Linked DNA regions of Homo sapiens: regions 1 and 3 are each linked to region 2. The links are chromatin contacts, found by Hi-C in ENCODE. All regions are on one chromosome and are shown on one strand. Each heading gives the region's core, a stretch centred on a gene start or an enhancer-like site at or near the end of the contact. The rest is flanking DNA. Distances are from core to core; before and after follow the strand shown. Region 1 holds the start of EIPR1 (EARP complex and GARP complex interacting protein 1). Region 2 holds the start of CMPK2 (cytidine/uridine monophosphate kinase 2). Region 3 holds the start of RNASEH1-DT (RNASEH1 divergent transcript).

Region 1 (3,228 bases), core at 594-3,093, 3.5 Mb after region 2:
GGTTCGTCTGCTGTGGGCGGGGCCTGGAGCCCTAGGTGTGAACGCGCACAGGCAACCAGGAGCCGGTAGTTGAGGGGAGCGGACCCTGTACTTGGAAATGGGAACGGAGACTCCACTCCACCTAGCCTGATTCTGTCACTCAGAGGCAATAGGCAAGCCTGTGGCAGATGGGGCGGGTGAAAGGGAGTCGCTTAGGCTATTTTTATTGACCAGCATATCCTAGAAATCAGTGTTTCTATGGATTTGTCTTTGTGTTTATCTGTATTTTGTAAGTTTCTTACCATGCACCTGCAGTACTTGTATAATAAAATTAATGATAAAGATATCAGTGATAGATGGGTGGGTTTAATCCCGAAGTATGAAGGCCCTCTTAGCTCCGCAAGTTAATATCGGCAAACAGAGTGGTTGAATAGGATGATTCTCATGTCTGGGCCATTGCTTACTTGATTTCTTTCTTTCTTGTTTTTGCTTACTTGATTTCTTTCTTTTCTTTTCTTTTTTTTTGACCGACTCTGGCTCTGTCGCCCAGGCTGGAGTGCAGTGGCGCGATCTCGGTTCACTGCAACCTCCGCCTCCCGGGTTCAAGCGATTCTCCTGCCTCAGCCTCCCGAGTAGCTGGGATTACAGGCGCGTGCCACCACGCTGGGCTAAGTTTCGTATTTTTAGTAGAGACGGGGTTTCACTGTGTTGGCCAGGCAGGTCTCGAACTGACCTTGTGATCCACCCTCCTCAGCCTCCCAAAATGCTGGGGTTACAAGCGTGAGCCACCGCGCCCGGCCTGCTCATTTGATTTCTCATGTAATCTCTAAAATTTCATACACTCAACAGATACTCATCCAGCCTTAACTCAATACCACGCGCCTTGCCCAACTGAGCAAAACGAGACCCAACCATTTCCGTCACGGAGATCAATAAAGGGTAGAGGGGAAAGCTAATCACAGAAATGGAGGAAAGGTGCGTGGTCCTGGAAGCCCCGGTGGAACCAGGCTAGCGGCGTGGTTCAGCTATGATGTATTTTGGAGTCCTTGCGATGCCATTTCTGCTGGCCCAAGGCCAGGGCAGGCACTTTGAGCAGGATGCGAAAGAGGGGCAGTCTCTCCACCACAAGTCTTTAGTCTTTGGAGACCTCTAGGAACCCCAGGGCCTTCCCTTCCGACTCCCATTCGGAGGCATATGCAGTCCAGGACCACCAGTGGTGCGGTGCCGGCTTTCATAACCCCATCCTTGGTAGTGCTTTCTTTGCCACACAGTGCTGGGCACCTGCAGAAATGCATTAGGCATGGCCCTGACTTAGGGCACCTTGGGCCGAACCTAAGGGAGTCAGCTCAGGTGCCCATCCTGGCTACCCAATGGACCAATGAGCGCTGCGACTGTGTTACTCAACTTTGCAGCGTCTCATCGGTAAAATGGAAGTGTAACAGCTTATTCATAGGGTTGGATGAAGCTCCTTATGGCAGTGCGTGTGAAGCGCTGGCCCAGCGCTCAGGAACGCCAAGTACATACAAATGACAATACATGGCGGCGCCCAACTACGGCGTGAGCGATTCTTAGATGCGATGGCTAGCTAAGGCTAATCGCCGCTTGCTCCCGACGGCCTGCGCTCGGAGCCGGCCTCCACCCACAGCCGGCCTCCGCGGCCCGCTCCGCCCACCAACTTATTTCCTCTGGGCCGGGTTCTCACCTCCAGGAGTCCCCGCGCTGAGAGCCCGGATGTGAGCCCAAGTGGCCATGCGCACAAGCCAGCGCCGCTGCCATTGGTCGCTGGTGAGGAACAGATTGATGACACATCCGAAAAATAGGAAGTGGCCACTACGGAAGCTGTTCTGGGCCAGAAAGACTTCCAGTTTGGAGTCGTTTGCTGCGGGGAGGGAATGAATGGGCGCTGGGAACACGCCCGCGAGGTGGGGACGCGCCGGCCGTAGCGAGGTCCTTAGCGTGTGAGTGGCCGGGGTCGGGTCGCTTCCCCGCAGCATGGAGGACGATGCACCAGTGATCTACGGGCTGGAGTTCCAGGTGGGTCACTGGGAGGGCGGCAGGTGCTGCTCGGCCTGGCTGTTGATAGCATGCGCGGTCCCATGGTGACTTCGGTTTGCAGATCTCCCACCAGCCCTGCAAGGACCCGTGTCTGTTCCCTAGTTCCCATTTTGCAGAGAAGTAAACTGAGGCTTTAGGAGGTTAAACGGTTGTACTGGATAACAGGGTTGGCCACAGCCGGCCTGCCTCCTTCCCCTTCACATCCTGTCCCGAACATGACTTCTGACCTGGAAGTTATCACTCACTTTGGTGGACTCATTTATTTACACGCCCACCTTTTCCTCTAGAATTTGAGTTCCTGAAGGTAGGAACTGTATGTTGTTTAAAATAAAAATGTTTGATTTTGAAACAATTTAAAGTATTTAGAAGAGTTGTAAAAATACATAGAAAGTTCTTCTTTACCCTCCACCCAGCTTCCCTTAATGTTAACACTTTACATAACCATCGTACATTTATCACAGCTTAGAAATTAACATTGGTACACTAATATTCAGTAAACCACAGACTGTCTTCGGATTCAACTGTTTTCACACTAGTTTTTTACCTTGTATTTTCCAGTGCCTTTTCATGACTGTCACATAGTAGGTGTTCAACAAATGACTATGAACCGAATGAGCCCCCAGAGCATAAGCAATGCACATGGTAGTTCAGGACAGCAAGAAAGCTGCCGTGGATAGAGTAAATGCGTCAGGGGGAATGAGGTAGGGGATGAGATGAGCGGGGGAGGAAGATGAGGATTGTGTAGGGCCTGTTAGAGCCCTGTCCTGGTTTTCATCTATTCAAGTAGCTTTTGAGAATGTGTTATGCCTAAAGCACTGAGGGACAGATAGAGAGATAGAAACACAGTTCACTGCCATATGAAATACTTGATACATAATTTTGTGCAGCAGTATGTGTTAAAGATATAAATGATGTCTGCTTTTTTTTTTTTTTTTTGAGATGGAGTCTTGCTCCGTTGCCCAGGCTAGAGTGCAGTGGCGTGACCTCGGCTCACTGCAACCTCCGCCTCCCGGGTTTAAGTGATTCTCCTGCCTCAACCTCCCAAGTAGCTGGGATTACAGGCACCCGCCACCACGCCCGACTAATTTTTGTATTTTTAGTAGATACGGGGTTTCACCATCTTGGCCTGGCTGGTTTTGAACTCCTGACCTTGTGATCTGCCTGCCTCAGCCTCCCAAAGTGTTGGGATTACAG
Region 2 (3,393 bases), core at 875-3,374:
GTGGCTACAGGCATGTTTAGTCAATATAAACATCCAGCTGTGGCTCTCAGAGTCTCTGTCCTACAAATTTGAAGGGGCTTGAAAATCTAACAGAAATTTTTATTTATGAATGAAGATATATCTTCAACATCTTCAACACTTATATAATATTGACTAAGCCCAAATACTGCAGTGTTATTAACTTTACATCTCTTCGTAGGGCGAAGGTAGGTGAAAAATAGAGAGGAAAACTTAAATTAAAAAAGGTAAGATGCTTCATTTAGCAAACTGTGTGTCAGGTTTTCTTTCAGTTGGAGGCTCAGAGAAAAGTTAGGAAGAAGCTGGTCTTCCTACTTACCCTCAAGGTGCTCAGTGGTGGGAAATAGACTGGCACGTGACTGTGGAGTGTCAAGGTCCGAGGATACAAATAGCCTTGGTGGGGGACACAGGAGAGGCTACTAACCCAGATATGTGGGGGGTTATAGGCTATATCATGTCCCCCAAAATTCATGCTCAGGCCTAGCCCCCAGTGCCTCACAGTATGACTGTATTTCAAAATAAGGCTTTCAATAGGTGATTACATTAAAATGAGAACATTATGATGGGCCCTAACCCAATCTGACTGGTGTCCTTCCCAGAAGAGGAAATTTGGAACTTCAAGGAGACGCCAAGGATGCAAGCACAAAGGAAAGGTCCCGTGAGAACACAGAGAGAAGGAGGCGGTCTGCACGCTAGAAAGAGAGGCCTCAGAAAAAGCAAACCCTGCTGGCAACTTGATCTCCAGCTTCTCTGGCCACCTGAACTTTGAGAAAACAAATTTTCTATTGTTTAGGCGGCCCAGTCCGTGGTATTTTGTTATGGCAGCCAGGATAGACTAATACATCCAGAGAGGTGGATGGCATAGGGAAAAGGTCAAGCAGGCTTGAGGATGCAGTACTGTCTTAGAGAAGAAAAGGGAGTAACTAGAAGACTCTTACTTCCATATACTACATACACGTGAAACCACCGGTACATGCTAAATGTCCAAAAGTGAAATTCCTGAGAAAGAATAAAAACTATTCTATTCTCAAAGAGCTAAAAAATTTTAAACTCCTAATTCTTCTTTCTTCTTAGCCTATTAACCCACACTCCAACCACCTATCTATATTTCACGTTTGTTAAGACTTTTTTTTTCAGAATTAAATATAATCCCAAGTTTAAGTCCAATACTATTAAGACATAAAAAAAAAACTGCTTTCAGCTCATCTAATGTTTTCAATCTTCGTCTCAATTCTATTTTTTTGAGAGAGTTTCCCTGGAGAATATTATCTTTTTGTTTGTTTTTGGTTTGCTTGACATCATTTTTAAAAGGCATCAGTTAATGAGTAAACACAGAATAAAATATCCAAATAACTGCGCAAACACTGTTACACTGTTAGGCAGTTACACTGTTAGGCAGCAACAGTGCTGATGCTGGACTGTGGCAGGCAGAGGGTGCTATCCTGACACACTTCACCTTAGTGCAGGAAACTTCAATTTGGTGGAAGAAAGGCGATTTCGAGGTGCCAATCTGGGCGACACTTCCCAGTTGGAGAGTCAGCAAAAGGGAGAGGGCAATTCCAAGAAGAGGGAAAAGCTTGTGCACAGGTGAGTGTGTGCAAAGGTGAGTGTGTGCACAGGTGAGTGAGTGCACAGGTGAGATAAGATACAGGAGAGGGAAGAGCCAGAACTGCGCCCTGTTCCCGCAGGAAAGCAGCTCTGCAGGATTAGAGGGGCGGGGACGCGTGGTCAGAGCTAGGAGTTGAGGTCGGGGAGGGAGCCCATGGTCTGCAGGGCCTGGTCAGTCATCCAAGGGCAGTAGTGCGCCTGCAAGTGGGCGTTGAAGAGCCCGTTACACCGGGAAGGGACTTCTCTGTCCCTCGCGCGTGCACCCCCGCCCCCCTCCATGCACCCGGCATAAGCCGCAGAGGAGGAACTCAAACCAGGGTCGGGGCCGCCAGCCACCCGCAGAACGCACACGGAGCTACCTTGGGGCCGACGGCGCGGGGCCTCATTCGGTGTCAGCCCCGGGAGCCGGCGCCTGGGGACCGCGCAGGCCCGCGGAGCCGCGCACCTGGGGCCCCGGGGCCAAGCGTCTGCTCCCGAGCGCCGGCCGTTTATCGCGCACATCTCGCGGCGAGGAGGAGAGGCCGGAAGGGCGCCCCAGCCCCAGGGCTCCTGCCCCGCCTGGGCCTCCGGCTTTCGTTTCCCCGCAACGCTTCGCTTTCGTTTCCCGCTGGCGCCTGGCTCCCTCCGGGTTTCGTTTCCCGCCGGCGCCTGGCTCCCGCCAGGTTTCGTTTCCGAGGCGGGGCCGAGGGCGGCGTCGCTGAGGCGCCCATGGCCTTCGCCCGCCGGCTCCTGCGCGGGCCACTGTCGGGGCCGCTGCTCGGGCGGCGCGGGGTCTGCGCTGGGGCCATGGCTCCGCCGCGCCGCTTCGTCCTGGAGCTTCCCGACTGCACCCTGGCTCACTTCGCCCTAGGCGCCGACGCCCCCGGCGACGCAGACGCCCCCGACCCCCGCCTGGCGGCGCTGCTGGGGCCCCCGGAGCGCAGCTACTCGCTGTGCGTGCCCGTGACCCCGGACGCCGGCTGCGGGGCCCGGGTCCGGGCGGCGCGGCTGCACCAGCGCCTGCTGCACCAGCTGCGCCGCGGCCCCTTCCAGCGGTGCCAGCTGCTCAGGCTGCTCTGCTACTGCCCGGGCGGCCAGGCCGGCGGCGCACAGCAAGGCTTCCTGCTGCGCGACCCCCTGGATGACCCTGACACCCGGCAAGCGCTGCTCGAGCTGCTGGGCGCCTGTCAGGAGGCACCACGCCCGCACTTGGGCGAGTTCGAGGCCGACCCGCGCGGCCAGCTGTGGCAGCGCCTCTGGGAGGTGCAAGACGGCAGGCGGCTGCAGGTGGGCTGCGCACAGGTCGTGCCCGTCCCGGAGCCCCCGCTGCACCCGGTGGTGCCAGACTTGCCCAGTTCCGTGGTCTTCCCGGACCGGGAAGCCGCCCGGGCCGTTTTGGAGGAGGTAAGAGTTCTGTCCGCTTCCAGCTCCCAGCGTGGCATCTGAACCCTTCAGACCAGAGAACTGGACCAAGAGGCTGGTCTGTAGAGCCGGTTCTTGCCTGGGTGGTTTGTTTATTTCCGTTCACAAATCAGGTAGGGAAGGTGTCCTGTATGCCAGGCAACTCTTTTAAGATTCTTGTTTGCAAGGATCTTCCAACCTGACGTGGAACATAGACCTACACCAAGCCACGCGATGCTTGCTGTAAAAGCATCCCAACAGCAGTACAGAGGGAGTAAAGGGGCTGCCGGGAGTGAGGGAAAATAATGTCAGCTGGGAAGTAATTTTATTTGCTGATGATCACCATTCAAGGATCTTGGGGTGAAAAAGAAAATGCATGAGTTTAGG
Region 3 (3,248 bases), core at 48-2,547, 3.3 Mb after region 2:
GAATGTCCTGCTTCTTTCTCTTTGTCTAACTCATGTGAATGAACTTTTTAAAAAATTAGTATCCTTCAAAACTGTATTTGCTCAGGCGTTCTGATGTGAGGCCCTCCTGACTCTCCAGGTGCGGGTGCTTCTCTGCTCTGTGTCTCTCACCTCCAACAGCTTGTTCTGCCTGCGCACTATTTGCTGATGTGTTATCTCCGGGGATTCTCGAATTTCTCACCTTCATCCCCAAGGCCTGACAAAATACATGGCAGGTGTGCAAAAGGCTTGTTAGAAGACCTTAAGAAAATTAAAGAAAAGTGGTTTAAAAATAATTCGAATAACAATGTTTGCCAATGGAGACTTTTTTTTTTTTTTTGAGACGGAATCACGCTCTGTCGCCCAGATGCAACCTCCACCTCTCGAGTTCGAGCGCCTCTCCTGCTTCAGCCTCCTGAGTAGCTGGGATTACAGGCGCAGGCGACCACGCCCGGCTAATTTTTGTATTTTTAGTAGAGACAGGGTTTCATCATATTGGCCAGGATGGTCTCGATCTCCTGACCTGGTGATCCACCCGCCTTGGCCTCCCAAAGTGCTGAGATTACAGGCGTAAGCCACCACGCCCCTCCAACCCATGAACACTTTTAAAATTACTTGATTTGCTTACAGAGCAAAAGGTCAAATGGGGAGAATTCTAAAAGTTACCTTCTCAACTCAGTTTTCTCCCGGGTCGTGGTGCTTGAGGCACTGGATATCCCCTGGTTAAACACCCACGTGCAGTGGAGCAGGGAGGGGACGCGCCCCTTCGGGGGTGGGCGCCCAAGGCAAGGGGAGGAATGCGGCTTCCACGGCCTCCCCTCTCGCCCTCCTTTGTGCTTATTCTAATTCATGAATTCTAACATCTTTCTGCCCACTAAAAAATGTGCATTCATTCATCTGGCCACAGCCCTTACTGTAGATCCGCATCCCTGGAGCTCTCGAGGAGCCGCGGTTACCGCACGTGGGTGCCGGGCGCCAGGGGGTTCAAGGGCTTCCCGCGGTGACCCGAGCACGCCGGGGCGTGGCCCCCGAACTGCGGCCTGGGGGCGGGGAGAGAAGGGGCCCAACATGGTCCATCTCGACCTTCCTCTGCCGGGCCCAGGGCTTCAGCCCCGCTCCCATAGGCCCCGCCCCATCCCAGACCTCGCCCGCCTTCGGGATCTCAGCCCTGGCTCCGCTTCTTCAAGTACCGACAGGAAGTTGACGAGTTCGGGCTCGTCAGGGGCCGAGCTCCGGGCTCCGCCCTACGACACCGCCCCTCCCTAGGCCCCGGCCCTCATCAGGACTCCGCCCAGACGTGCGTCATCTTCCCGCGCCGGTGACGGAAGTGCGGTGTTGAGCGCCGGCGGCTCGCGCCCACGCTGGGCCGGGAGTCGAAATGCTTCCCGGTGCCGGGAGTGAGCGATGAGCTGGCTTCTGTTCCTGGCCCACAGAGTCGCCTTGGCCGCCTTGCCCTGCCGCCGCGGCTCTCGCGGGTTCGGGATGTTCTATGCCGTGAGGAGGGGCCGCAAGACCGGGGTCTTTCTGACCTGGTGAGTGGCCCGCCCGCCGAGGCGCCTCCCTGCCGGCATCGGGGTCGAGGGAGGCCGGAGCCCGGCTAACCCCGGCGGCGGGAGCCTGGCGGTCCGAGTCTGTGCCGCGCGCTGTGGCTGTGGGTGGTCGGGGGACCGCCTCGTTTTCCTGCTCGGCCGGCGGGGTTCCAGGAGGCTCATGGCCTGGGACTGGAACGCACCGAAGACTTGTTTGAAATATCAGAAACGTCGCGTAAAGGTTAGGGGTGGCCTAATAAACCCTGTGTTTAATCCTCCATCTTTGTTGCAGTTAAAGTGCAACAAAAAGTGACACGTAATCAGAACGAACCCCCGTTACCAGAAGACTTTCCGTACCAGCTAAATTGGGATTGGAACTCAGTACCTAATCTTCCCTTTTAAAAAAGGCAAATTCTAATAAGCCAGTATTTGCAGTTGGATCCTTGTAACAACCCTTGGAGGTGAGAGGGATTATTCTCACTTTCAGGTATAGTTCTTGGGGTCAGGAAGTTCCCAGGGCATGTAACTGACAGAGAAAGGACTTGAGCCCAGCTGTTCTGACTGTACCACCAGAACTCTTCCCACTACAAGATACCAAAGTTCGTTACCTGTGTTTCCCCATGCACGGCAGCTACAGTATTGAGGAAGAAGCATCTCAGAAGTTGACCTTTTTGTTGTAAAGAAATGGTTAATATTTTTTTCAAAGACCGCAGTATTTTGTTATGCTTTGAGTTTGACGAAAGCCTTATGGTGCTGGTGTGCTGGCTGGCTGGCATACAGTAGAACACAGGTGTAGAGTCTGACGTGCAGGATAAAACTATAAGGTGCGACTCTGCCCTTTTCACGCAAAAATTGGTCCTCTATATCCAGTTTGCATCCTCAGTTTCAGCTAACCATAGATCAAAAATATTTGGAAAAAATTAAAATAGAATACAGTTTTAAAATACGCATAAAAAGACAATACAACTATATAGATTGTATTAGGTATTATAAACTAGAGATGATTTAAAGCATGCAAGAAGATGTGTGTGGGTTATTTGCAAATACACCATTTTATGCAAAGGACTTAAGCATCCTCTGATGTTGGTATCTGTGATGGGGTGGAGGACTTCCTGGAATCAGTCTCCCTCAGATACCAAGGGACAACTGTATTTCCAACCTTAAGAATCTCAATAAAAAAGGGGATAAGTTAGAGAAGGAAGAAGGAAATAACATTGCACATCTTTTCCAGGAATGAGTGCAGAGCACAGGTGGACCGGTTTCCTGCTGCCAGATTTAAGAAGTTTGCCACAGAGGATGAGGCCTGGGCCTTTGTCAGGAAATCTGCAAGCCCGGAAGTTTCAGAAGGTAGTCACCTCTCATATCAGTGTGACATTTTAACCTATTCAAAGGCTTTCATATGCCAGATGGCATTTGATCTATATAGCTACCCTCTAGGCATGTAGGGAACCTCGTGTGATTGTTTTCATTTTACAAATTAGGGAACAGACTGAAAGCAGTTACAAATAGTGGTTCATATTACTTACAGTATTAGGGATAAGCCAGGACTCAGCTCTCCTGTTCCATTCAGCCTTTTATGCCATAATTCCTTGTCTTTTTTTAAAAAAATACTTGTCCAGCCTGGCCAACATGATGAAACTCCATCTCTACTAAAATACAAAAATTAGCTGGGCATGGTGGCGCACACCTGTAATCCCAGCT

The links. Hi-C counts contacts between places; a loop is a spot of excess contacts on that map. Pooled maps may share reads with other maps.
Region 1: a loop to region 2 is called in a pooled map, with 6 times the contacts of the local background. The contact joins the promoter of EIPR1 here to the promoter of CMPK2 in region 2. A Hi-C loop is called at or near these places in 11 of 50 pooled maps.
Region 3: a loop to region 2 is called in a pooled map, with 9 times the contacts of the local background. The contact joins the promoter of RNASEH1-DT here to the promoter of CMPK2 in region 2. A Hi-C loop is called at or near these places in 3 of 37 single-sample maps with no recorded cell type and 7 of 50 pooled maps.

Annotation. Positions count from the first base shown.
Region 1 is chr2:3,376,433-3,379,660 of GRCh38, reverse strand. EIPR1 (EARP complex and GARP complex interacting protein 1) reads left to right here and starts at 1,843. Exons shown (of 9, transcript NM_003310.5): 1 at 1,843-2,013. The coding sequence starts at 1,972. RefSeq lists enhancers at 485-1,001, 1,002-1,518, 1,790-1,839, 1,860-2,039, 2,060-2,339 and a silencer at 1,560-1,619.
Region 2 is chr2:6,864,638-6,868,030 of GRCh38, reverse strand. CMPK2 (cytidine/uridine monophosphate kinase 2) reads left to right here and starts at 2,124. Exons shown (of 5, transcript NM_207315.4): 1 at 2,124-3,009. The coding sequence starts at 2,335. It also overlaps a transcript of RSAD2 not described here. RefSeq lists silencers at 1,864-2,133, 2,374-2,813 and an enhancer at 2,134-2,353.
Region 3 is chr2:3,556,435-3,559,682 of GRCh38, reverse strand. RNASEH1-DT (RNASEH1 divergent transcript) reads right to left here and starts at 1,297. Exons shown (of 3, transcript NR_038429.1): 1 at 685-1,297; 2 at 1-235. RNASEH1 (ribonuclease H1) reads left to right here and starts at 1,350. Exons shown (of 8, transcript NM_002936.6): 1 at 1,350-1,550; 2 at 2,779-2,894. The coding sequence starts at 1,423. RefSeq lists silencers at 899-1,218, 1,589-1,688 and an enhancer at 1,249-1,498.